2 separate regions of the Homo sapiens genome follow, and region 1 is linked to region 2. Evidence: chromatin loops called from intact Hi-C (ENCODE). Cell type or tissue: mammary epithelial cell. All regions are shown on one strand. Links, peaks and the distances in the headings refer to the core of each region. The heading gives the core; the rest is flanking DNA. Region 1 overlaps SLC17A8 (solute carrier family 17 member 8). Region 2 has its middle 1.9 kb from the start of SLC17A8.

The links. Peaks named below come from ENCODE experiments on the same cell type or tissue, not always from the same donor. Only the 100,000 strongest peaks of a DNase experiment are listed, where the experiment ranks them.
Region 1: a loop joins it to region 2, with 2.0 times the contacts of the local background. A loop is called at or near these places in 9 of 110 quality-filtered maps.

The regions. Positions count from the first base shown.
Region 1 is chr12:100,403,479-100,406,397 of GRCh38, forward strand. SLC17A8 (solute carrier family 17 member 8) reads left to right here. Exons shown (of 12, transcript NM_139319.3): 9 at 560-692. Among named protein-coding and RNA genes, the nearest start is that of SLC17A8, 48 kb to the left of the region's middle. In mammary epithelial cell, for the core only: a CTCF peak has its summit at 1,494 (motif pointing left); no DNase peak of the experiment used is centred there.
Region 2 is chr12:100,353,759-100,356,677 of GRCh38, forward strand. No RefSeq gene overlaps it. Among named protein-coding and RNA genes, the nearest start is that of SLC17A8, 1.9 kb to the right of the region's middle. RefSeq lists an enhancer at 2,766-2,919. In mammary epithelial cell, for the core only: no CTCF peak of the experiment used is centred there; no DNase peak of the experiment used is centred there.

The DNA.
Region 1 (2,919 bases), core at 251-2,750, 50 kb after region 2:
AGAAGAAGAAAAAATAAACAGAAAAAAAAGAAAGAACCTCTTTCAATGCTCCCAGACATTATCATCAAGCCAATTGTGTTTTAGGGAGGAAGGGTGTGGATAGTGAATCATCAACCATCATCATAAGATAAACCTCTTTCCTACAAGGGAAAGAACAGCAGCCGAGCAAACACAAATGTCTGCCTAGCTACAGATACTGTCAGAAGTGACCATGGAAGAGCTGGCATAATCATGAAATGGTGGCTGTCATCAGTCATCAGTGCTCACTGGGTGCCAAGTGCTTTATCTCCCATGTGCCATGCCCTCTGTGATGAATAAAAGTCATCGCTGCCCTCAAGGAGCTTCCAATCTGGTAGAGGACACAGATAGGTCTAAAATCATTCGCTCATTCATCATTTATTTATTATGAAATTCAGGCCTACCCAGCTCCCACATAATTAGATGCTTAAATTTGGTGGTGGTAGGTAGGGGGGCTGTGGAGTGGAGGTGGGCAAGGGAATTAGGGAGGCCCCTCTCTCAGAAATAATGACAAACTGCTTACTGTTTCTTTCCCTTCCAGGTGGGTCTCTTGTCAGCAGTCCCACACATGGTTATGACAATCGTTGTACCTATTGGAGGACAATTGGCTGATTATTTAAGAAGCAGACAAATTTTAACCACAACTGCTGTCAGAAAAATCATGAACTGTGGAGGTACTGTGGATTTCATAGATGGCTTAGGCAGCTTTTGTAGAATTAGGGTAAACTGAACTGCAGAGCATATATTAAGAAGTGACATTTAGTCATTGGAGTGGATCTTAAAGACCTCTAAGTCTGTCCCTCAGCAGACACTTGAGTGTTGTCCATCACAGTGCTGCCAAGAGGTCATCCAGCTGGGACCTTTCCATACATCCTTCCACATTTATTGTTTGCTTATGTAGTTTATTCCCTTCTCTGCTTACCTTTCTACCTATCCATATGTTTTGGTAAGAAACAGAAGAAAAGTAGTCTTTCCTCCTAGCCTATGCTTGTGCATGGGATATATGCACACACACACACACACACACACACACACACCATTCTCTTTCTTGATTTTATTTAGCTCCTGCTTTATGTTTTAATTTTGTAAAGACAAAGTGAATGTTAGGTGATTTCCCAAAAGAGGTAGGCGAAAGTAATTGTGAACCCCTACAATGTTCATGAGTGCTTTTTAAAAAACTCATCTTTTTTGTTTAGCTTTTAAAATTAACATTTATTGAATGCTTTCTGTGCCAGACACTAAGCTAAATCTTCTACATACATTATTTTATTTAATCTTCATAACCACCATGTGGAGCAGGTACTATTACTATATGCAATTTGCAATGAGGAAACAGAGGTAAAATAAAGGGACTTGCTCAAGTAGCAGATCCCTGCAAGGTATCAGGTAGGCCGGAGCCTACCGCCAAAGCTCTTAGTTTGCGGCTACCCCTCTGGAGGACTAGTCAGGATGAGCGAGCAGGAGGTAGAGGATAGCGCCACCTATGGGCAAGAGCTCACAACTGTGATATTAAGTTGAAAGGGACGGATTGCGTATGCTCTGACAGATAGCTAGGTCTGGCACATTTAGAAGTGAAGACTATACCGAGGGACACAGGAGCAGGCATGATCTGATCCCATAGCATTTCGGGAAGAAAGCCTAAGAGTCTGTTGGCACCTGTTCTCCCAGTTCCTTGACTGCTGGTCCCAGGCAGGGATGTGTGGGCCTGACCTTAGCTTGAACTTTCTTGTAGAGGACTGAGGGTTAGCGGATATAGGCCTGCTATCTGGTGGGCAGGAGGTGAAGCTCTGGGACATTGCATTCAAGTCCTCTCCAAGAGAGCTGTAGCAGCTAGAATAATGCCCATGTCCTAATCCTCAGAAGCTGTGAATATGTTTCCTTACATGTCAAAAGGGACTTTGCAGGTGGGATTAAATTGAGGTTCTTGAGATGGGAGTTTATCCTGCATTATCTAGGTGGGCCCAATATAATCACAATAATCCTTATAAAAGGAGGAAGGAGGGTCAGAGTCAGAAAAGAAGATGTGATGGTGGAGGCAAGAGTCAGAGTGATGCAGCCACAAACCAAGGAATGCAAGCAGACCCTAGAAGCTGGAGAAGACAAGAAGAGATTCCGCCATAGCACCTCTAGAAGGAATGCAACTCTGTAGGCTGCTGCCTTGACTTTAGCCCTGTACCATTTTGGATTTTTGGCCTCCAGAACTGTACAATAGTGCAGAGAGTATTTTAGAGGTGACATCTAATCATTGGAATAGATCTTAAAGACCCCTAAGTCTATCCCTCAGCAGATACTTGATATTTGTGTTGTTTTGAGCCACTGAGTTTGTGGTAATTTATTACAGCAGCAAATGAAAACTAACACAGCGGTAGGCAGGGTGCAGTGGCTCACTCCTGCAATCCTAGCACTTTGGGAGGTTGAGGCGGGCAGACCACTTGAGCTCAGGAGTTCGAAATCAGTCAGGGCAATAGTGAGAACTTTTCTCTATTAAAAAATAAAACATTTATAAAATGAAAACTAATACAGTAGCCAAAGCCTCACCCTTCTAATGATAAAATTCTGCTCCAGCTGAACAGCCCTCACCCAAGCCCTGAACATATCTTTCTGTCTCTGACTTTGCCCACTCCCTTTCTCTTTCCCTGTGAGTTCTCACCTTCACCTCTCAATCCAGTCCTCTCTATACATCCAGCTCAATTCTTCTCCTCTTATGTTTCCTTAAAGCCATGCCATTCTCCAGTGATCCCTCTGAATATGTCCACATGGCTAGATTGGCAACTCATCATGTGGTGCCTTATTGCAGCTCTCTCAGGAAAAGATTTTAGGCAGAGGGAATAGTATGTGCAATGACCCTGGGGCAGGCAGGAATGTGGCCTGTGTGAGAATAGAAGGAAGGGGAGTCAGAAT
Region 2 (2,919 bases), core at 123-2,622:
TGCCTCAGTCTTTCTCCTCCCTGAAGGTTTATACTATCCTCCCCTCATCTAGGAAGCCCTCTCCCACTCCCATCTGCAGGCTCAGGTAGGTGTCCTTGTTTGTGCTCCCCCGGCCCTCTCTTGTGGGACTCACTGCACTGTAATGGACTCATTCATTTTCTGGTTGGTTTCTTTCTTCAAGGGGAATATCACAGTTCAACCTATATCACCAGTGCCTAAGAAGGGCCTGCTACCAGGTAGGTCCTCAAGAAAAGGAAGAAATGAATAAATGAATGAAATGAGCCTCACTTCTATATAGTCTTGGTTTATATTTTCTAGTCCCTATTATCAACAGTTCTACTGTAGAAGGTAAGAGCACAAGCTCTGATGTCAGACTTTCTGGGTCCATATCCTGTCTCTGCTCAGTTTCCTAGATGTGTGAACTTGAACAAGTTTACTTCACCTCTTTGTGCCTCAGTCTCCTCATCTGTGGATGGTATAATGACACTTCCTACCTCAGGGTCATTGTGGGGAATTGAATGAGTTAGTGCATGTTAAGTGCTTAAAGTCTGGCATGTAGATAATTCTCTATAAATCTTAGTTATTATTATTATCAAACATCTAAATCACCACAAGAAACTGCAGATCTAGGTATGCTTCCTGAGCAATACATTCTGCAGGAATGGTTAGTGCTCTCAGAAGTCATTGAGCCTCAGGAGAGATGGATGTGGTTTTTGCCTAGTATTTCTTCCGTTATGTGCTCTAAGAGATAAGGAACATAAGGATATGTTGGGCTGGAGGAATGGGTTAGAAGCTCCACCAGTGGATGCTTTCGGTAAGAGAGTATGTCTATCATGGTTTATTGTGATTGTATTTGCTTTTAATGAATAAGTGAGCTTTTTGAGGACAGGCAAATACTCGGTGGAATGATTAGACATGCGTATTCCTGGGGCCTTCCTGTTCTCAGTCTTGAGGGGTTATGATGGGAAGGTTGGTGACCAGAAATTGTCCTTTTAGAAACAAATGTCCTTTTAGAAACTATCCTAAATGTCCATCAACAGGTCAATGGAGATACAAAATTGTGTTATATCCTTACAACGAAGGATTACTCAACAAAAAAGAGAAAAGGAACAAACTACTGATACATGCTATGACATGGACAGACCTCAGAATCATTATAGTGAGTGGAAGAAGCCAGACACAAGCAACCATAGATTGTATGATTCTATTTACATGAAATGTCCAGAAAAGGCAAATCTATAGAGATAGAAAGTAGATTAGTTGTTGCAGGATATGGGATAGGAGATGAGGATTAACAGTGAAAATGAAGGATCTAGTTGGGGTGGAAATATTCTAAAATTGCTTTCTGGTGATGGTTACACAACTTGGTAAATTTATAAGAATCTGAATTGTCCACTTGAAATGGGTGAATTATTTGAAATGCAAAATATGTCTCAGTAAAGTATGTGTGGGGAGAAAGAGGGAGGGAGGGAGGGGGAGACAGAGAGAGAGAGCAAGAGAGAGAGAGAGACAAAGAGAGAGAGAGAGAGAAAAGGTTGGAGCCAGGCTGTTTGGATCTGAAACCTGGCTCTGCTACTTACTAGCTGTATGATCTCAGGTAAGTTTAACCTCTTTTTGTCTGAGTTTCCTGCCAGTAAAATTGGGGAAAATAAGAAGTTATTTACCACAGAGTCTTGCTGGGAAGATTGTGGTGATACTTAAAGAGTGCTTAACACAGAGCCAGGACCCTAGAAAGAACTCAAAAGATATTAGCAATATTTAGCCTACCAAGGATTCAGCACGGACTTAGTTGAACTTAATTCAAATTTTGGATAATTTGGACAGTGGCTTGCAGAGGATATTGACTGGTCTTGTGGAAATGACTCCTGGGGAGCCTGAGAGCCTATAGCCTATGATTTGTCAGTCGCATGCAGACTGGAGGATTGGAACACAGGAGCCTCAAAGATGAAGAGTTTTTTTTCCACCGCAGCAGCATTTACAGAGGCGTCATCCTGCTGCCCATAAATGTGGCCACAACTTGCAGCGTTTCAGCCCCAGTTCAACAAGTATTTAGGTAACGCCCACTCCCTGCCAGGCTCTGCTAGGGCAGAGGACAGGTGATTTGGAGGCACAGAGGAGGGACATCTCACCTTGCCCATGCAGTTTTCTAGAGGATTGATATCTTAGCATGACCTTAGAACCCCTAGAAGTTACCCAGTTGAAGGGGTGCAGAGAGTTACCCAGGCAGAGGGCATAGCTTGAGTAAAGCCCAGAGGCAATAGGGAGCTTGCTGAGTTCAGTGAAATGAGGATGTGGAAAGCAGAGTGACAAGAAGAAAGACTTAGGGTCCCAGGGAAAGGCCTTGTGTGCCATGATAAAGAATTGTATTGTAAATAGTGCTGCAATAAACATACGTGTGGATGTGTCTTTGTAGTAGAATGATTAGAATACATGGATACAGAGAGGGGAACATCACACACCGGAGCTGGTCAGGGGTTGGGGGGCAAGGAGAGGGAGAGCATTAGGACAAATACCTAATGCATGTGGGGCTTAAAACCTAGATGATGGGTTGATAGGTGCAGCAAACCACCATGGCACATGTATACCTATGTAACAAACCTGCATGTTCTGCACATGTATCCTGGAACTTAAAGTAAAAAAAAAAAAGTCCATCTAGAGGGAGAAAAGGGGAAAAAACAAAAATAATTTTATTTATCCTGAGGACAATGAGGAGTCAGTGGAGAGTTCTAAGCAGGTTCTAGATATCTTCCGGCTCAGAAATCTTCAATTAGATGGTCCCAAATGGCATCTACGTATCATACTTTGAGAGAGCCTGCTCTGTTGATTAGGAGCAAATAAATGTCCTCCTGGATGTATGTGGCCTGGGTTTTGCATTTGGGCTACTCAAATGCAAGTTCCTCGTGGGACCACATCCATGCT